Linked DNA regions of Homo sapiens: regions 1, 3 and 4 are each linked to region 2. The links are chromatin contacts, found by Hi-C or POLR2A ChIA-PET in ENCODE. All regions are on one chromosome and are shown on one strand. Each heading gives the region's core, a stretch centred on a gene start or an enhancer-like site at or near the end of the contact. The rest is flanking DNA. Distances are from core to core; before and after follow the strand shown.

Region 1 (4,810 bases), core at 1,701-4,200, 1.4 Mb after region 2:
CGAGCCTGGGCCAGCCTGCAAAGGCTGGAGGAAGCTACCTTGCTTTATAAAAATGGGGAGCCATCGAAGGCCTTTGAGCAGAGGTGGATGTCATCCTATGGAAGTTTTACAAAGACAGCTCCATAAGCAGAGAAATGTCCCAGAAATGTACACGAAACCTAGAATGACAGCGTCAGGATGTACTGCATGAACTTTTACAATGCTTCCTTTAAAAAAAATGGTTTTGTGTTTTTTTGTCTGTGTGTGTGTGTGTGTGTGTGTGTGTGTGTGTGTGTGTGTTTGCCCTGTATAGGTATGACTATTCTAACAAAAGAAGGGAGGACATTTTCAAAAGACAGAGGGGAGCCAGGAGGCAAAGAGACACAGGCAGCAGGAGGGAGCCCAGAGCTGGCGGGCCAGGCTGCCCCTCTCACTGCAGGTCTGGCTGTTTGGGTGATGGGCCATCTGGCAGGTCTACAAGGAGCCCAGCAGGCAGGGCGGTGCGGCCTCTGAGATCCCTCTCTTACCTAGAGCCTGAGCCTTGCCTGACCCATGACAGTTTCAGGCTGTTCCCCCTCCTCCCAGCAGTCTGTCCCTACCAAACTCCACTCCATGGGTTAGACTGTGGGACACAGACTGATCCTTAAATCCCATTCTGGGCCAAATGGGGACAGTGATTCCAGAGGCCTCCCTACGTCCGTGAGGACACATCACCCTATGACAGAGCCCCAGCCACCGTGCTAGGTGCTGTACAGGCAGTGTCTCTTGATCTGAATATAAACCTGAAAAAAAAATGTTATTTTCCCAGTTTTGCAGATCAGGAAATAGAGGCCCTCACAGTGAGGAGGGAGGGGGAATTCTCACCCAGGATGGACCCACCCAAGAGTGCGGATGGACCACTAGGCTGTACTGCCTGGGGCCCTTTAGGAGAAAATCCGTCCTCCCAGTCTCCCCAGGTCTCTTGCCTTTGGCCTGCTCTGGTTCCTGTTATAGAATGGGGGCTGCAGGTAGGCACCCCTCTGAGCTAGTCCCCTGTCCTTGGGCCGCCTCTCCTAGGCAAACTCCTATTTAGCCCGTGAAGCCCAATTAAATTATCGCTTCCTCTCCCGAGTCCTCTGGCTGCACCCCTGTCCTCTTCTCTGTGTTCCTGCGGAGCTCCCAAAGGGAGGGGAGAAAAGGCTCAGGGGACATGGCTGGGACACAACTTCCAGCCCAGCCCTGCGTGGGCAGAGAGGAGGGAACAGTCCATCTATTCTAGGCTGGACGTGAGAGGGAGGACGGCCTTGGCTCAACCCGGGGTAAGGCAGGCTGACCAGCCCCTGGGGTTATTTGGCTTGGCAGTCAGAGGAGGACAAGTTGCAGGAGAGAGAATCAAAGATTCAGGCTGCCTAGTGTGGCCACCGCCCCATCAGCCCTAAGATGATCGCAGCCCCTTTCTGGCCACTGAATATGTGGGCACCCCAGACCTCTGTGGCAAGGCTGGGTGAGAGCTGTCTTTTGTGCACAGGTGCCCCTAGTCCCCCACCACTAGTGAGCATTCACACACAGAGGTGAACAGCCCCCTTGTGGGCCTGGAGGCTCCTAGGCCAGGTAGAGATGACCAGAGTAGGGAGCAGAGAATCCCCAGTGCCTAGCACAGTGACTGGCACTGAAGCATTTGTTGGATGAATGAATGAGTGATTGCCTGACCTCAGGCCCAGGGAGGAAGGCCTGGTGTGCAGGGCAGCTCCTGGGAGGCTTCAGGGATGGGGAGAGGACAGAGAGGGACTGGGAGAGCCACAGGAAGGCAGCCTCATCTGATGACTGACTTGGGAGGGAAACAGAATGTGGGCTGTGTTTCTGGGGAAACACCCCCCTGATGCCCGGGCACCCAGGAACTTCCAGGTACCCCCGGATCACCCCAGTGAGGACACTCCACAATTCCCCAGGAGGCATCACAGTGGGGCCGTTAAACCCAGGGACTTGGGATTCAGACACTTCTGGGCTCCAGTCCACCCCTCACTGGCTGGACCAGTTGCCTCAGTTTCCCTATGTGCACGGGGGACGGATAGGACCACGTGCTGCACAGGTTTGCTGGGAAGGCCATATGAGAGGTGCCGGCTCAGCACATCCTGTCTGCCATTGTTACAAACAACAGCACGGGAGAGTCGGGGAGCAGAGTCGGCCAAACGCAAGACCCTGGGCTCTGGCTTCCCTGTGCTACTGACCTATGGGGTGGCTTTGGACAAGGCCCAGCCTTTCTCCAGGCCTTAGTTTCCCCATTTGTACAGTCAGGCCCTGCTAACTTGGACAGACTTTGGCCCTTCTCCAAGCCCCACAGAGACATCAGAGACATGTGCACACACGGCCCTGGGATTGCCGACAGACACACAGGCACACATAGGCACGTACACACAGGCATACAGACACAGGCACAGACTCACACTCGGCCCCTCCCCACTCACACTCGCTCACACTCATGCTCACACTCACACCAACCCCCCTCCCCCAAATCTGCTGCGCACCAACGGTTGGTGCGAGCGGGGTTGAGAACGGGAGGAAAAAAGCCCACGACTCAGCCCGGGAAGAGGGGTGCGGTGGGGGAAGGGCGGGCGAGGGAAATGACAGCCCGCGGTCCCCCTCGAGTCCCGGCTCATGAATATTAATACGGCGGTAATTAAAATGCAGGGACGCAGCAGGATGGATGCGGCTGCCTCCGGAGCGCGGGGGAGCGCGGAGTCTTTGCAGGCGGGTGAAGCCCGCTCCTCGCCGGCGAAAAGCGGGGCCGGGCTCCGGGGCCTGGGTCCGGGGCGGGCGGGAGTGGGGACATTTTTCGTGGTCCCGAGCGTCCCGTCCCGGCGTCCCCGCCCCCGCCCCGCGGCCGCCTCTCCACGCCCTGCCCCGGGCCGCCCGCCAGGCCGCCGTTTCCCGGAGCCGGCCCCCTCCCGCCCTCGCGGCCGGCTGATGTCATCTGCACACAACTTTCCGCTTCCCGGCCCGTCTCGGGGCCCTGAGTCATCGCCGCCCCCGGCCCCGACGCTGGCCTGCGGCGTCTGTTTGTGCAGAGCGAGGCCCCGCCGGCCGGGCTTGACGTCAGGCTGGCAGGGCCTGGAACGGCCCCGCATCGCGGCCCCCTGGGGGCAGGACGACACCGCTGGGGGCCGAGGGCAGGGCACGCCTTCGGAATCCGGCTTCGAAGCCGGCCGCCTGACCTGGGGCAAGTGCTTTCAACTCTCTGAACTTCGGTTCCTCATCTGCCAGTTGGCAGACGCTCAGCAAATCTTCCTAGACTCACGGGGCGAATTGTACAGTTGGGTAAATCGAGGCCCAGAGATGGCAAAAGGACCGTCCAAGGTCGTACAGCCACCCGGAATTACAATTCTTTTCTGCCGGGTCACACGCTGTCATCCACGTGTTACCTAAGAGAGCTTTCCAGCCTGTGCTAAGAAAACTGCCCCACATCATCTGCAGTAGGACGGGGGAGTTGGAGCCCTGGTCAGGCCACTCTGCTACTGACCACAGTTTTCTCATCTCTAAAAAGGCGCAGTAACAATATAATTACCGTATGCAGTCCCCCAGGATACAGGGTCAAAGGAGAGCACAACCATCGCAGTTGGAAGCCCATGGGGCAGGTGAGTCACTGTTGTCACTACTGGGGTCAATTTTTTTTTTTTTCTTTTTGAGACGGAGTCTCGCTCTTTCCCCAGGCTGGAGTGCAGTGGCGCGATCTCGGCTCACTGCAAGCTCCGCCTACCGGGTTCACGCCATTCTCCTGCCTCAGCCTCCCGAGTAGCTGGGACTACAGGCACCCGCAGCCACACCCGGCTAATTATTTGTATTTTTAGTAGGGACGGGGTTTCACCGTGTTAGCCAGAATGGTCTCATCTCCTGACCTCATGATCCACCCGTCTCGGCCTCCCAAAGTGCTGGGATTACAGGCGTGAGCCACCGCGCCTGGGGTCACTATTGAAGTTGGCTAATGTCACTATTGAAGTCAAGTGAGAGAGAGGGCCCTCTTGGAGTCAGACCACCTAGGTTCAAATTCTGGATCCTGCTTCCGGCTCCTTTCCTCTGTCCCCCTTCTCCCCTCGGTGCCCTCCAACCAGTGGGCCTGGGAAAGCGTGTTCATGCTGGAAATGCCTGCCCAGCCCTTGCCCAGTCACACAGAGCAAGTGCCCCAGAAATGTCCTGAACCTCAGTTTACTGAGGGGAAACTAAGAACCTTCTGGCTACAGCTCTTGGGCTGAGCAGGGATTAGGCTCGGGTCTGCGATCCCAGGCCCTGCGGCCTCCCAGAGGCTTGGTTGAGAGCTCTGGCTCTCACTCCCCCACCTCCACCCAGCACCTGCCCCGGTCCAGGCTCACCCCCTACCCCTCCACCTGGTCAGTGGTGGCTCGGCCTCCTCTCAGCCCCTCCACCCCTCCTGGCTGTACACACCCTCAAGCTAACGGAATTCAAACTGGTGGAGGAAGGCCTGCCCTGTCCCTCCCAGCCCCTGCCTCTCCCTCCCTACTCCCAGCCTCACTGGACCACTTTCAAGTCCTCCAGTGCTCCAGGCTCCATCTTCATGCCTCCAGGCCTTTGCACGTGCTGGTCCCTCTCCCATTCTCCTGGTTAACTCCTCCACCTCCATCCGAGCTAGGATCTTCCCCTGGAGAGTGTCCCGGTTAGCACTACCCCACAACACACACACACACCGACATACACGCCCCACATCACAGGGACCACATCCCACACAGGCACAGACACACTGCATGACGCAGATCACAGGCACAAAGGTGCATGCGTGCACACATACACACTCCCACTCCATATGCCAATACACTTATCCCCCTACTCCCACATCACACAG
Region 2 (4,895 bases), core at 633-3,132:
CTTCCTAGGCCCCTATGGCGAAGCAGAAAAGGAGGTGGGAATGGGGCAGCAGTAGCTAAAGTACCCAGTCAATGTCTCCCTGTCTGTCATCATCTGGGTCAATCCGATACTTAAACATCCTTCCTGTTCCAGAACAGCATCTGACCTAGACCCGTGTTTGTCCCCCTTACCCCACCCCAGTGTATTCTTGAGAAATACGCATTGTGAGGGGATGGCACTCGCACATCCACCCAACTCCCCCAACCCCCACTGAGAATCACTGAATGATCCAGCTCACGGTCATCACAAACGAGCAGAGGTAACAGGGCACAAACTCTTCTTTGAACTAAAAAATCCAACCAAAGTTAGTTCTGTTGTCATTCCTGAGAACCACGGAAAGGATCCTGGCTGGGCTGTATGGGCCTCCGCGCATGTGGGAGAGGTCAAGCTCCTCCACCCTTCAACGCCAATGTCAGCTATGTGTCCTTATGCCACCAAGAAGCCCCCTTCCTCTTCCGGGGCCTGAGGTTTTCCCAACTGATGGCGAAGCTATTCCTATATGTGTCATCTCTGTCCTACTAGAACATAACTGGCCTGTATTTTAGACAACTTGGTAATCCCAGTGCCCAGCACAGGGTTTGGTACAGAATAAGTGCTAATGTTTGATGAATGAATGAATGAATGAATGGAGTAGATTAACACCAGGAACCATGAGGCTCCTGAGCAGCACCTGATGAAAGATCCCCCACACTGAAAACAGAATCCAGAATCGTTGTCTCACTTGGGCAGTATTATTCCCATCAATTTTTTCAACAAATATGGCCTGGCTGTCTACTACAAGCCGGGCCCTGTGAAAAGTCCTGTGGGGATACAGACACGGTCTCTTGTTTTCAAGGACCACCCAGTTCGGCAAGTGGAGGTAAGTCATGGACAAACATGGTGGCAATGCTCAGTGGCGAGCTATCCAGCACGTCAGAAGTCCAGCCCACGTGCTGAGGAAGTCCCAAAGAGAGCAAGATCACTTCTGTCTGGGTGCTGCTCTTGGAAGGCCTCATGGTCTTCCAAGACCCCCATCTGACCTCTGACCCTTGGCAGCCAACCTTCCCCAGGCCACCCCAGAGCTTGCTGGCCCTTCCCACTTATGCACGCCGCCTGGGCAGGAGAGGTCACTCACTCTGTGTCAGGGTGACCGTGGCTGCGGCTGCGGTGGCCGAGGGTCCGAGGGCCACAGGGTGGATCTCTGTGGTGCTGGGCAGGCTGATGATGGTGGCCTCGCCCAGCAGGTTGCAGATACGTTGTTGCATGGGGGTCAGCAGCACTGGGGCTACAGCTGGGCCACCGCCACCACTGCCACCGCCTGTCCCAGGCCCCCCAGCTCCGTCCTCCTCAGTGGGCCCCGGCGCCTCACCACCCTCCACGGCGGCCCGGACCTGGGCAACCTTGCGACGGACCTCGGTCTTGAGGTCAGACCACTTCTTCTTGACCTCAGGCAGCTCTCTGCGGCAGGTGGCCACGGCGTTGACCCTTCTCAGGATGCCGTGCCAGGCCGCACTCTTGGCGGCCAGGGGTACCCCGGCGTTGAAGTGGTTCACCAGCAGGTGCTTCTTCAGCTCCAGCTCCTCCACGATGATCTCCACCTCCCGCTCTGAGAAGTTCATCTTCCTTTTCTTGGCTGGGACGGCCATGGCCTCTCCCCTCCCCTCTTTTTAAAGAAATTATAATCCCCTCAAGCGCCCCAATTCCCCTTCTCTTCTTCCTCAGCCTCGCCCCTCACCCACCCCCTACAGGGGATAGGCCAGGCTTGCTCGAGGCCAAGCACTAGGCCTTTGGTAACCCCCCTCGCTACGCAAAGTGCGTAGGGCCCAGCCCCGACCGGCCCGGCCGCTGCCAGCCAGCAGCGTAATGGCTTCCTGAATCTGCCTCTTCCGCCGAGGTGTGCGGAGATCCGCCCACTTCCCCTCTTCCCGCCTCCCAGCGCTTCTCCGGGAAAACCGGCCTTCCCGGTTGGTAGCTGCTCAAATATCACGTCGATCACTGGTTCTTTCGATCTGTCGCTCAGCTAAAGAGCACGCCTGCTTACTGTAATTCGCCTGATCATTGGTCTAAAATTGTGTCCGTCGCCCAGAGGGCCCCGCCCACCTAACCTTTATTCACTTCCATTGGAAAATCATTCTGTCGTTCAATTGTCAGTATTACGACTATTAAGCCGTTAAATTCAGCTATTTTATTGGTGGTTTAGGGAGTTAGATTACCAAAACCCTGCTTCCTGAGGATACTTAGTGCTTTCGGCCGTGACCCATGGGTCAATTAACTTTTAATTCCTCCCACCGGCACAAACTCTGCCTCGCAACTGCAGTTCACAAATGCTCTCACACAAATCCTGTTTCCCACTGGAGGCTACGATCTCTCCGTACACTACCGCTCCTCCCATCCTTAAGATCCCGCAGTCTAAACAGAGTTAGTTCATCAATGGAAACTGGACACGGGGCCTTCCGCCTGCCAATCACATTACTCATGCCTATCGCTGCGTGATTTTCTCTCTCTTGGCCCCCGGCTCAGCCAATCCCCGCCTCCCTCAGTTTGAATCGGCCCCAGGCGGAGCCGGGTGACCCCGCCCACCCCATTGATCCGGGTAGTCCGTGGCGCGTGGGCTGTCCTTAGACAGGCTCCGCCCCTCCCTCCTCCCCATCCGAGCCTGTGACTGGCCTTCGGTGCGCCCGGGCGTGGCCGGCGAAGCGGGGCGCGGAGGGGCGGGGCTCCCGGAAGCCGCCCCTTCCGCCAGCTTGCCGGCGTCTCCGAGCCCGCGCTCCCAGCTGCAGAGCGCCTGGCTTGCCTCCCGCGCGGTCACCGCCGGCCCGCCGCCCCCGCTCCCGCCCGCGCCCGGAGCCCCTGCCTCGCGCCCGATGGTGAGCAGTGTGTTGTGCCGCTGTGTGGCCTCCCCGCCGCCGGACGCCGCCGCCACCGCCGCCTCTTCGTCTGCCTCATCGCCGGCGTCCGTGGGGGACCCCTGCGGCGGCGCTATCTGCGGGGGCCCGGACCACCGGCTGCGCCTGTGGAGACTCTTTCAGACGCTCGACGTCAACCGGGACGGCGGCCTGTGTGTCAACGACCTGGCGGTGGGGCTGCGGCGCCTGGGACTGCACCGCACCGAGGGCGAGCTCCAGGTAGGCTGCGCGCGTCCTCAGCACTGGCGGGGAGGGAGCCCCTCGAGGGCCGGGTGACAGGTCTCGGGGGACGGCCCCTTGGGCTGGGCGGAACCCCCACTGTCCAGAGGAAGGGTGCCCCCTGACTCACTGAGGGACACCCCACTTATGCCCTGGTGGGAGCGGGGCTCCTTCCTGACTTCTTTGGGTGCTTGAGCCGGGTTCTTCGTGGACACAGGTGGGCATCCTATGGGCTTTCTGATGGGCGAAAAGCCCTTTCTTGCCCAGAGTAGAAGGCCAGGTCTCAGGAGTGTGCCTTTGTCACCTCCTGACCTCAAGGCCAAGCTGGACGCTCCCTTCACCCAAGGATGGGTTCATCCATCAGTCCCCAGCAGCACCCCCTCCTTTCCCTCTCGTTTCCATGCCAGCCGTGGGCCCTGATCTGGTTCCTCTCAGGAACATGTGGGAGTTGAAAAAAAAATTGGTATTGGGGTTTCAGGCTGATCCGTGTGGACGTTGGCGGCGAAGACTGACAGTTCTCATGGTTTAGGCTCATCTCCATTGCCCTGTTTATCCAGAAAATGGGATCGTGATCCCCGCGGGGTTGGAGTGTGGACGGAGTGAAAGAATCCGGGGGAAATTTTTTTTCTAAAAGTCAAAGCGAGATTGTTACTATTGTGGGCTCTTGGCCGAGGTGTGGGCATAGGGGCGCAGAGAAATGGTCATCCCTGGGCCTGCCAGGAAGAGAAGTGCTGGCCTTTCTGTATGAGAACCTCAGAGCAGAGGCTGTTTCTTTCCCTTCTGTCTCTTCCCCCTTCAGTCTGACTTGGCGGGTGTAGCTGCCATTTTCCCAAGTATTTCATTTACTGTAGCTTAGCCTGATTTACAGCCTGGAATAGGACTCCTGAGTACTTTACCTAAGAACCTGTTTCACTGCTGAGTTAGTTTGGTCCATTTGTACACATGACAATTAGAGAATCTCGTAGCCAAGTATGAAAAGAATCTGGTAAACCGCCAATGAATTAAACCAATTTGTTGGGTGGGTGTACATAGGTGTTGTTAACTCATGTTCAAGATTCTTGGATCAACATCCAAGGTATTTAGCGCTAACTATTAGGATCAGCCTAGGAGGACCAAGAGTAACACTACGCAAGATAGAATGGTTAAGTCCAGGAGATTTAGAGACAAGTTTTTTTTGTTTGTTTGTTTTGAGACGGAGTCTGGTTCTGTCTCCCAGGCTGGAGTGCATTGGTGCAATCTTGGCTCACTGCAGCCTCCGCCTCCTGGGTTCAAGAGATTCTCCCGCCTCAGCCTCCCCAGTAGCTGGGATTACAGGCATGTGCCACCACACCCAGCTAATTTTTTTTTTTTTTTTTTTGAGAGAGTCTCACTCTGTCACCCAGGCTCGAGTGCAGTGGTGCGATCTTGGCTCACTGCAAGCTCCGCCTCCCGGGTTCACGCCATTCTCCTGCCTCAGCCTCCCTAGTAGCTGGGATTACAGGCATGTGCCACCACACCCAGCTAATTTTTTTTTTTTTTTTTTTTTTTTTTGAGACAGTCTCACTCTGTCACCCAGGCTCGAGTGCAGTGGTGCGATCTTGGCTCACTGCAAGCTCCGCCTCCGGGGTTCACGCCATTCTCCTGCCTCAGCCTCCCTAGTAGCTGGGACTACAGGTGCCCGCCACCATGCCCAGCTAATTTTTTTTTTGTTTGAATTTTTAAGAGAGATGGGGTTTCACCGTGTTAGCCAGGATGGTCTTGATCTCCTGACCT
Region 3 (4,329 bases), core at 1,711-4,210, 1.2 Mb before region 2:
CACCCAGCTAATTTTTTTGTATTTTTAGTAGAGATGGGGTTTCACCATGTTGGCCAGGCTGGTCTTGAACTCCTGACCGCAGGTGATCCACCCACCTTGGGAGACAGGCGTGAGCCACCACGCCCAGCCAAGGGTTCTATTCTCTTCACCTTCTCATCAACACTTGTTATTGTCTATCTTATTTGTTGTAGCCATCCTAATGGGTGTGAAGTGGTATCTCATTGTGGTTTTGATTTGCATTTTCCTAATGGCTAATGATATTGAGCACTTTTTCATGTGCTTATTGACCACTGTGTATCTTCTTTGGAGAAATGTCTATTCAGATCCTTCTCTCTCTCTCTCTTTCTCAGACTGCACTTGGCTTTATTGCTTTAAGAAACCTATTATTTCTCGCTTATCACCATCTAAACTTTTCTGTCTTCTTTAACGTTGAACTCCCTTCTTCCTTGCTTCATTTTACTCCCATAGCACTTTTCTCTATCTAGCCTACTACTGTAAATATTGATTTTAATAGCTGCCTTACCCCACTAGAATGTCAACTCCACGAGGACAAGAATTTTTGTCTCTTTTATTCACTGCTGTTTTCTCAGCATTTACAGTAGCACTTGGCGCATAGCAGAGAACCATTAGATATTTGTAGAAAGAATGAATACATCCTTCTGGAAGCATCAAGAATCAATATTAAATGACCTTTCCTCATTTTAAAATTGGGTTTATAATAACTTCTAATATATCACAAAAGAATCTGTGTTCATTGAAAAAACTTAGAAAGTATGCATAAGCATAATAAAAGTATAGATGCCATTTAGCAAGCGTACATTGCACACACTTCTGTGCTTGCCCAAAGTCACACAGGTAAATATAATAGTAGCCAATGTTTATTGAGGTCCTGTTAGGTGCCAGGCACTCTTCCATGTATCATCTCATTAATTCCTGCCAACAGCCTGTCTAAAGAGGTTGCTACTTTTATCATTCTCATCTTTCAATAAAGAAACCGAGGCAGGTTGGGCGCGGTGGCTCAAGCCTGTAATCCCAGCACTTTGGGAGGCCAAGGTAGGCAGATCACCTGAGGTCAGGAGTTCGCGACCAACCTGGCTAACATGGTGAAAACCCATCTCTACTAAAATACAAAAATTAGCTGAGCATGGTGTGTCTGGCGTCTGTAATCCCAGCTACTTGGGAGGCTGAGGCAGGAGAATTGCTTGAACCTGGGAGACGGAGGTTGCAGTGAGCCAAGATCGTGCCACTGCACTCCAGCCTGGGCAACAGAGCAAGACTCCGTCTCAAAAAAAAAAAAAAAAAAAAAGAAAGAAACGGAGGCACATAGATATGCTAAGTAACTTGCTCACATGTACACAGCTTGCTGGTGGCAGAGCCAGGGCAGAACCATTGCACTACACTGTCTCTTGTTCTCTCTCTCTCTTCTTTTTTTTTTTTGGGACGAAGTCTCGCTCTGTCGCCCAGGCTGGAGTGCAGTGGTGCGATCTCAGCTCACTGCAAGCACCGCCTCCCAAGTTCACGCCGTTCTCCTGCCTCAGCCTCCCGAGTAGCTGGGACTACAGGCGTCCGCACCACGCCCGGCTAATTTTTTGTATTTTTAGTAGAGACAGGTTTTCACCATGTTAGCCAGGATGGTCTCTCTCTCTTTTTTGAGACAGGGTATCGCTCTGTCATCCAGGCTGGAGTGCAGTGGCGCCATCACTTGAGGCTCACTGCAGCCTTGACCTCCCGGGCTCAAGTGATACTCCCATCTCACTCTCCTGAGTAGCTGGGACTACAGTCTGCGCCACCACGCCTCGCTAATTTTTGTATTGTTATTAGAGACAGGGTCTGGCCATGTTGCCCAGGCTGGTCTCACACTTCTGAACTCAAGCAATCCTCCCGCTTTGGCTTCCCAAAGTGCTGGGATTACAGGCATGAGCCAACTCGCCAGGCTCTTGTTCTCTTTATGCAAAATAATTAAGCACCTTCTTCGATGATTACCGTTTTCTTAATACAAAATAGCAGAAACTTCTCCCAGAGGTCTTTTAAGACACAGGTGGTTTAACTTCTACTGACTCTATTTATATTCTTTTTTGTTTGTTTCTTTTTTCCTTTCATAAGCTTTGGGAAGCATAATAACCAATCATTCCATATTCATTCATATTACTGCAAAATTACTTTGAAGATTGTCAGAATGATGTTCTATTTGTCCAAGAATCTTTCGGAGTAGGGCAGGTCATAGTACCTCCTGTCTGTGGGAGGCAGAACGGAGTTTTGCTGTGGTTCCAGATTTCCAGGGATTCACAGACCTGGCTTCAATTGTCTTTGCAATTTATTATCCCTGCGACTCTAGCTAAATGACTTAACCTCTGTGCCCACCTCACCGTGCCTGGCACAGAGTAAAGATGTGGGAGCAGAGAGACAGGATCCGGGCTCATTCCCCAGCTTTGCTCCTGTGTGGTCTTGGGCAAGTCCCTTCACCTCGTTGGGCCTAACTCTGCCCAGCTGTAAAATGGATGAGACCGCCCCCCCCCCCGCCCCGCCAGGAACTCCGAGGTTTCTTCTGGCTCTGACGTTCTGGGCTCTGTGCCTACCTCCCAGCTGTGAAGAATGGGCACTAAGGCGATGTCTCGCTCACAAAACCATTTTTGTTGAAAACGATAAATCCCAGGTAGGGATTTACGGGGGATATCGGGTGAGGCCTGGACGGCCGTGTGGGGAATAAGATGCGCGGCTATTTCTAGGCAGGGGATGGGCGTGGCGGGCGGCGGGCCGGGTGTGCTGGCAGCGCAGCATCCCTGCGGGCGGGGAGGGCGTCTGCAGATGAGCTCGGAGGCCGAGGCCCGGGAGGACCGCGGATGCAGCGGCTGCGCACTGGTACGACCAGCCGGCCGATTTGCGTGTCTCCGCCCCTACAACGAGCTGGTTGGGGGGCTGTTCTGGTGCCGCGCGCCGATTGGATGAGAGGCCCGCCGCTCAGGCCCTGGAGCGGACGGTTCCTACTGCGGCTGGGCACCGGCTCCGCTCCCGCGTCTGCCCGCGCTCCAGCTGCGCCTGGCCCGGCCCCGGCCCGGCTCGGCGTGGCCCCGGCCTCCAAGCGAAGGCGCCGCTGCCGCTGGGCCGCTCCCAGGGCCATGAGGAAGCGGCGGCAGCCACTGCGGCCCGCGTCAAGGTGACCGGCCGGGACTGCGGCGGCGGGGAGAGCGGCGGTGAGAGGCGCGGCCGACGGGGCGGGGCGGGGCGGGGCGGGCCCTGAGGCCGGGCCTGAGGGAGCTGCAGGTGTGGGGGGCGGGACCCCGAGGGCCGCCGAAGCCGGGGAGGGGCCTCGGTGCGGGAGGCGGGGCCGGGGCCGTGCCTGCGGGTGCCCGGCGCCGGGGCCTGGCCGGGGTCCGGGGGTTCTGGGGTCCGGGGCCAGGGGCGCGCTGGTCCCCGGGAGCGTGAAGGACGGCGGGGAAGAGGCGCGGGCGCGGGGGGCGGGGCCGGGGGGGCAGTTGGGCGGGGCGCCGCGGCTGCAGGTGCGGGGGGCGGGGCCGGCGGGGCTGCCGTGGGCGGGGCTGTGGGGTGCGGCCCGCGCTGGACCCAAGGAAAGCACAGGTGCGGGGGGCGGGGCCCGGGGACCTGCAGCGGTGGGGGGCGGGGCCCGGGTGGCTGCGGTACGGAAGCAGGGCCCCAGGTGAGGAGCAGGCGAGGGTGAGTGGTCGCCCGAGAAGGAAAGGCCGCCCTCTCCGCTGCCCAGGGGTGCTTGGGTGGGAGCGGGGGCTTTGGGCTCCCTGAGGATTCTGGGGGCATCCGGGGCTGCCGCTAGAAGGGCCGTCCGGGCCTGCCTGTGCCTCTGCTGACTCGGGCTTGGAGCTCAGCTGCCCTGGTTACTGGCCGGTTGCCTCCCCTATGCTACGCCGCGCCCTAAGTGGGGCGCGCTGTTTTTCGCACCTCAGGGGCTTTCCTGTTGCTATTGAAGGGGCTTGCCAGGATGCGGGGGGCGGGGGGTTGGTTGTCATTGGATGATCGGTTGTTGAAAAATGTGTGTGCTTGAAGAGTAGTATGAGGCTTGGGAGGGGTCCTGGCTTGCTGGCCACTGGTACCAGAAGCTGCTGTAGATCTCAGCAGTGCGTCTCAAAAAGACTGAAATGGCAGCCTGTTAAGTGGGGAGAGCAGGGATGAGAATTCAGAAGCTTTTGACTATGCTACCTGGGAGAGTTTTTCACCTGTTTCCTCCGTTGCAAAATGAGCATGTTAGTACCTGCCTGTGTGCCTCCCAGGGGCCTGGTGAGGATAGGATGAAACAGTGCCTACTGAGCAAATCGCTGGATAAAGTTATGAGTTTCCTTTTTCTTGTGCCGATGGGCA
Region 4 (4,792 bases), core at 1,901-4,400, 1.0 Mb after region 2:
ACTCTTGTTGCCCAGGCTGGTGTGATGTCCGCTCACTGCAACCTCCACCTCCACATTCAAGCAATTCTCCTCCCTCAACCTCCCAAGTAGCTGTGATTATAGGCATGTGCCACCATGCCTAGCTAATTTTTGTATTTTTAGTAGAGACGGGGTTTCACCATGTTGGCCAGGCTGGGCTTGAACTCCTGACCTCGGGTGATCCACCTGCCTCGGCCTCCCAAAGTGCTGGGATTACAACCCAGCCATATTTTTGAGACAGGGTCTTGCTCTGCTGCCCAGGCTGAAGTGTAGCGGCAGGATCACAGCTCACTGTAGCCTTTACCTCCCCAGCTCATGTGATCCTCCCATCTCAGCCTCCCGAGTAACTGGGACCATAGGTGTGCACCACCATGCCTGGCTAATTTTTAAAAATTTGTTTGTAGAGATGAAGTCTTGCTGTATTGCCCAGCTAGTCCTGAACTCCTGGGCTCAAGCGATCCTCCCGCCTCGGCCTCTCAAAGTGCTGGGACTACAGGTTTAGTCACGGTGCCTGCCCTGAATGTTCTATTTTAAACAAGAAAACCAAACCAAACCCAACAACAAACCCATCCTTCAGAGCTTCCCTCTGTCCCCACCATTAACAGTGCCCTCAAAGTTTCGGGTGGTCAGGCCCCTGTGGGCCTCCTCCCCACCACCTTACCCCTTCTTTCCCTCTTGCCCACTTCATCCAGCCACACGCGGGCCCCAGGACACTGGCTTACACTGTTCTCTCTGCCAGGAAAACCCTCCCTGGGTAACTCCCTCTCATTTCATAGTTCCTCATCCTCATCCTCCCTCGGGAGGCTCCCAGCACTGACAGGCCTGCATTTCATGGACTTTGCTCCCAAGGCCTATTTGGGAGCGGCAATGTGGCCCAGATCATGGATGGCTGTCCTGTCCCAGGGAACTATTCTGAGAAGCTCCCGGCCCGCTCCTCACACCTCCTGCTTCTCAGAGGCTAATAATGACAGTGCCTGAGGAAACCGAGGCCAGCTGACCCCGACGAGCCCAGGCTGGGAGTGCGCACAGCAGGGCAGTGGGCCTTCTGGGCTCTTTGGTGGGTTCTGAGTCGCCATCATCTCCGGCCACACAGGCCAGCTCACGGTCCCCGCTCTACTGGCCTGGCCACTCGCAGAAAGAGCCACTCTCAGTGGGATTTCCTGGGTAATTCTCAACTCACCTCAGGGGCGCTCGTGTCACTTATCAGACACTTGCTCTAGGTCTGGTCTGGACCAGGCTCAGGATGTACCAGGCCCTGTCCTCATGTTGCCCAGGGTTTCTCCAGTGGTGGCTGTAACCACCTGTATCAGAACCACCAGAGCACATAAGAATGCAGACACCTGGGCTCCAACTCAGACCTACTGGATCAACCCAGGCCCCATTGTGACCCAGGAATCTGTGTTTTCTACAGGCTGATCTCAGCACTCCATGAATCTGAGAGCCGCTGCTGACTGGGAGGGATAGGGAGCCGATTACAGTCCAGTGAGGTCAGGGCTGAGAAAGGACAGGAAATGCAACCGTGAGAGCCCAGTACTGGCCCCTCACTTGACTGTGGAAACCTGTAAGCCGAGGAGACACCTGAACCAGATTGGGCCGGGCAAAGTAGGGCAGGAGAGGCAGTACATCCCACGCAGCAAAACAGCACATGGTGGCCAGGGGCGGTGGCTCACACCTGTAATCCCAGCACTTTGGGAGGCCGAGGTGGGCGGATCACGAGGTCAGGAGATCAAGACCATCCTGACCAACACGGTGAAACCCCGTCTCTACGAAAAGTACGAAAATTAGCCGGGCGTGCCACTGCACTCCAGCCTGGGCAACAGAGCGAGACTCCGTCTCAAAAAAAAAAAAAAAAAATTAGCTGGGCATGGCGGCTCACGCTTGTAATCTCAGCATTTTGGGAGCCGAGGCAGGTGGATCACCTGAGGCCAGGAGTTCGAGACCAGCCTGCCCAACATGGTAAGACCCGGTCTCTACTAAAAATGCAAAAATTAGCCGGATGCGGTGGTGCGCGCCTGTAGTCACAGCTACTCGGGAGGCTGAGACAGGAGAATCACTTGGACCCAGGAGGCTGAGCAAGATCGTTCCACTGCACTCCAGCCTGGGCCTCAGAGCAAGACCCTGTCTCAAAAAACAAACAAACAGACAAAAACAGCACATGCTAGCGGCAGGAGACAAGAGGCTGAGCCCTCCCAGCCCACCTTACCTGCACTGTAATCCAATCCAGCCAGAGACAGAGTCGGGTAGGAGAGGTGAAGGCGGGTGGGAAGGTGTGGCTGTTCACGCAGGAATGTCTTGGGAAAACTGAGGGGTAGGTGGAAAACCGACTTCTTGTTTGAAATGCTCCCAAGACGCCTCATTAAGTAGCATAGACGTGACTGAATCAATAAATCTTTATTAAATGAATGAAAGGAGGAAGGAGTCCTTAACTGTAGCTAAGCTTCCACTCTTAAGTATCAATTAAGCTTCTCTGTTCAGTCCAGCGTTTAGGGCGCCTACTGCGCGCCCCGCCCCACACACTTTTGACAAAAAGGTCGCCTGCTCTGTGTGACTTGCCCTTTCGCCGGCCAGTATGGGGCAGAGGGAAATAAGCCCCCTCTGCTCTCTGGTCTCAGTTTACTCGTAACTGAAAGTGGGTCGGTTCAAACCCCCTGGAGCTGAGGTTGCCTCTCCTCTTCGAGCACGCGCTATCGGACGCGCAGGTCCCCAAGACCGCGGATCGGCAGGGGGTACCAGGGAAGCCTTCATTCAGGGCGCAGGTCCCAGCCGAACCAAAGCTCCCACCAAAGTTCAACACGCCCCCAAAGCCAGCGCCTGATTGGCCCGCCCTGCCCACAAGCTGAGGCAGCCTCACCTTCTGATTGGCTGTTATGCTCCCTGTTCGGTGCTGGAACCCTCCCCTTCTCTGATTGGCCAGATGCCTACCTGCGCTCGCCCCAGATTGGGCGCCAGCTGGGGCGGCTCGTTGGCTCCCAGGGGCCCCGCTCTCTGATTCGCCGCTCGGGCCAGCCCCCACGGCCTGCACGCTGAATGGCTGCGCCGCTACCTATATTGGCCTCCGATTGGGTGCACGGCGCCTCCCCGGCGTGATAGGTCAGGACCACCGCCCCCCTGGCTCCCCATTGGCTGCTCGAAGAAGCCCGGTCTCCGGGTAAGATGGCAGCGGACGGACAGTGCTCGCTCCCCGCTTCATGGCGGCCGGTGACCCTCACCCACGTCGAATATCCTGCAGGTAAAAGGCGGTCCCGGCTCCAAGGACGCCTTCCCAGGGACGGCCTCTCAGTCCCGGGCGCTCCGGCCTGCTCGAGCCCGCGGAGGGGGCGCCGGGGGACCGGGGTGGGAACTGTCAAATAGTGAACCACGGAGGGGCTCGGCCGGCGCGCGCGCCGCGCAGGCGCAGTGGTGCGAGGATGAGCTGGGCGAAATTGTGAGGCGCTCGCTCGCGCACTCTGCGGCTGCGCGGCCAGGGCGCTCCCCCGGGTCCCGGGGCGCCGGTGGGCTGAAATGGGTTGAGGATCTGTGTGAGGCGAGAAAAGATCCCTGGCCTGGACCTTGGCCCTTCTTCCCCGCCCTCCCCTGTCCCAGAGAGGCCGCACTCCTGTTCCAGCGTGCAGGGAGTGTCTTGTTTCCTTCGAACAGTGCTTTGGGCTGCTTGTAAGAGAAAGAGCTCCCCGTTGCTGGGAGTGTGCAAGCCGAAGCCAGGCTTTTGAGTACTTGTGGTGCCACGCCCTGAGCAGGGCACGATTCCACAACAGAGAGGACCCGATGAGGGGGCGGGCAGCCTCCGGGAACTTGACTTCTGTTGCTTCCCATCAGACACACCTCTCGAAGTGCAGGGCTTTCCAGTTGAGAGGTCCATTAGCGGCGTTCTGGAGGCTGTCTAGTAAGAGTGGCGCAGAGCCTGGGCGTGGGGGTCAGACCCATCTGGGCTCCAGTTGAGGCTGAGGCCTTGTGCAGGTGCCTGCCTCTGCTTAAGTTAATTCATCTCTAAAGTGGGACTGATTACAGTGCTTACCTTCTGGTGATGGTATGAGCATCAAATAGCAGGAGGCACAAGAAGGGCTGAGTACAGTGCCCGGCATGCAGTAAGCGTTCAGTAAATACCTGCAGTTAATGTTATCCCACCTTGCAAGACCCTCCCTGGGTAAGATGGTTGAGTGCCAGGGAAGGCTGGAGCCCCTCATTGAGCCCTGGTTGCCTGGGAAGGGCCTGCTCATGCTGCTGTCTTGCGAGATGTGAGAACCTGGGTCCGCTGAGGGCACCAGGACTGAATGCCAAAGAACGTTGACGCTGGTGTTCTGGGTTGTACTGGGGGTGGTATGGCCCTGCCAGGTCCTGGGCCCTGCCTGCCTGCCTGTCTACCATTCATTCATCCATTCATTCATTCAGTCAATATCCACTGAACACTTCTGAGTGCTAGGCCCTGGGCTAGCTCTGGTTTTTAGAATGCTTAACAGGCCTGAAATATCCCTGCATTCCTGCACTATGAAAACCAGCTGCTTTATAAGAGGAAAGCCAAAGCCTGGAGGTGGGGAAAGACTTGCTAAGGCCTCTGCACCTTCACAGCTTCCCCTCCTGGCCTCAGAGTAGCTTCTTGGAGTGCTCACAATCCAACAAGCCAGAAGGAACCTGGCAGGCAGTTGTGTGCAGCATGATACAGGCTGTGATGGACCTGGCTGAGCCTGGAGCATCTGGTGAGGTCTAGTCCCCTATTAATGCTTCCATGGTTCCCTGCACTTCTCCGTCACACCCCTCTTCACACCGTCACTTGCTTACT

The links. A loop is a pair of places that touch in the nucleus more often than their neighbours do. ChIA-PET counts read pairs that join two places held with the same protein, here RNA polymerase II (POLR2A). Pooled maps may share reads with other maps.
Region 1: a loop to region 2 is called in a pooled map, with 5 times the contacts of the local background. The contact joins the promoter of LINC00963 here to the promoter of NAIF1 in region 2. A Hi-C loop is called at or near these places in 5 of 50 pooled maps. POLR2A ChIA-PET finds 5 or more read pairs at or near these places in 2 of 52 experiments (CD8-positive, alpha-beta memory T cell and WTC11).
Region 3: a loop to region 2 is called in a pooled map, with 13 times the contacts of the local background. The contact joins the promoter of RALGPS1 here to the promoter of NAIF1 in region 2. A Hi-C loop is called at or near these places in 4 of 50 pooled maps. POLR2A ChIA-PET finds 5 or more read pairs at or near these places in 2 of 52 experiments (BJ and GM10248).
Region 4: a map of B cell shows a loop between it and region 2 (10-fold over the local background). The contact joins the promoter of DOLPP1 here to the promoter of NAIF1 in region 2. A Hi-C loop is called at or near these places in 1 of 168 maps with a recorded cell type or tissue (B cell), 1 of 37 single-sample maps with no recorded cell type and 6 of 50 pooled maps. POLR2A ChIA-PET finds 5 or more read pairs at or near these places in 1 of 52 experiments (naive thymus-derived CD8-positive, alpha-beta T cell).

What each region holds. Positions count from the first base shown.
Region 1 is chr9:129,485,710-129,490,519 of GRCh38, forward strand. It overlaps LINC00963 (long intergenic non-protein coding RNA 963), which reads left to right and starts at 2,951. Exons shown (of 5, transcript NR_038955.1): 1 at 2,951-3,590. LOC124900275 (extensin-like) reads left to right here and starts at 4,240. Exons shown (of 4, transcript XM_047424330.1): 1 at 4,240-4,810. The coding sequence starts at 4,772. RefSeq lists silencers at 401-695, 2,797-3,156, 4,161-4,455 and enhancers at 809-1,468, 2,129-2,788, 4,109-4,768, 4,769-4,810.
Region 2 is chr9:128,065,438-128,070,332 of GRCh38, forward strand. NAIF1 (nuclear apoptosis inducing factor 1) reads right to left here and starts at 1,883. Exons shown (of 2, transcript NM_197956.4): 1 at 1,154-1,883. The coding sequence starts at 1,664. SLC25A25 (solute carrier family 25 member 25) reads left to right here and starts at 2,795. Exons shown (of 11, transcript NM_001330988.2): 1 at 2,795-3,143. The coding sequence starts at 2,883. RefSeq lists enhancers at 1,742-2,071, 3,822-3,901 and a silencer at 2,522-3,091.
Region 3 is chr9:126,911,822-126,916,150 of GRCh38, forward strand. RALGPS1 (Ral GEF with PH domain and SH3 binding motif 1) reads left to right here and starts at 2,961. Exons shown (of 19, transcript NM_014636.3): 1 at 2,961-3,154. RefSeq lists a silencer at 2,933-3,362 and an enhancer at 3,853-3,922.
Region 4 is chr9:129,077,961-129,082,752 of GRCh38, forward strand. It overlaps DOLPP1 (dolichyldiphosphatase 1), which reads left to right and starts at 3,151. Exons shown (of 8, transcript NM_020438.5): 1 at 3,151-3,247. The coding sequence starts at 3,172. RefSeq lists a silencer at 2,849-3,578.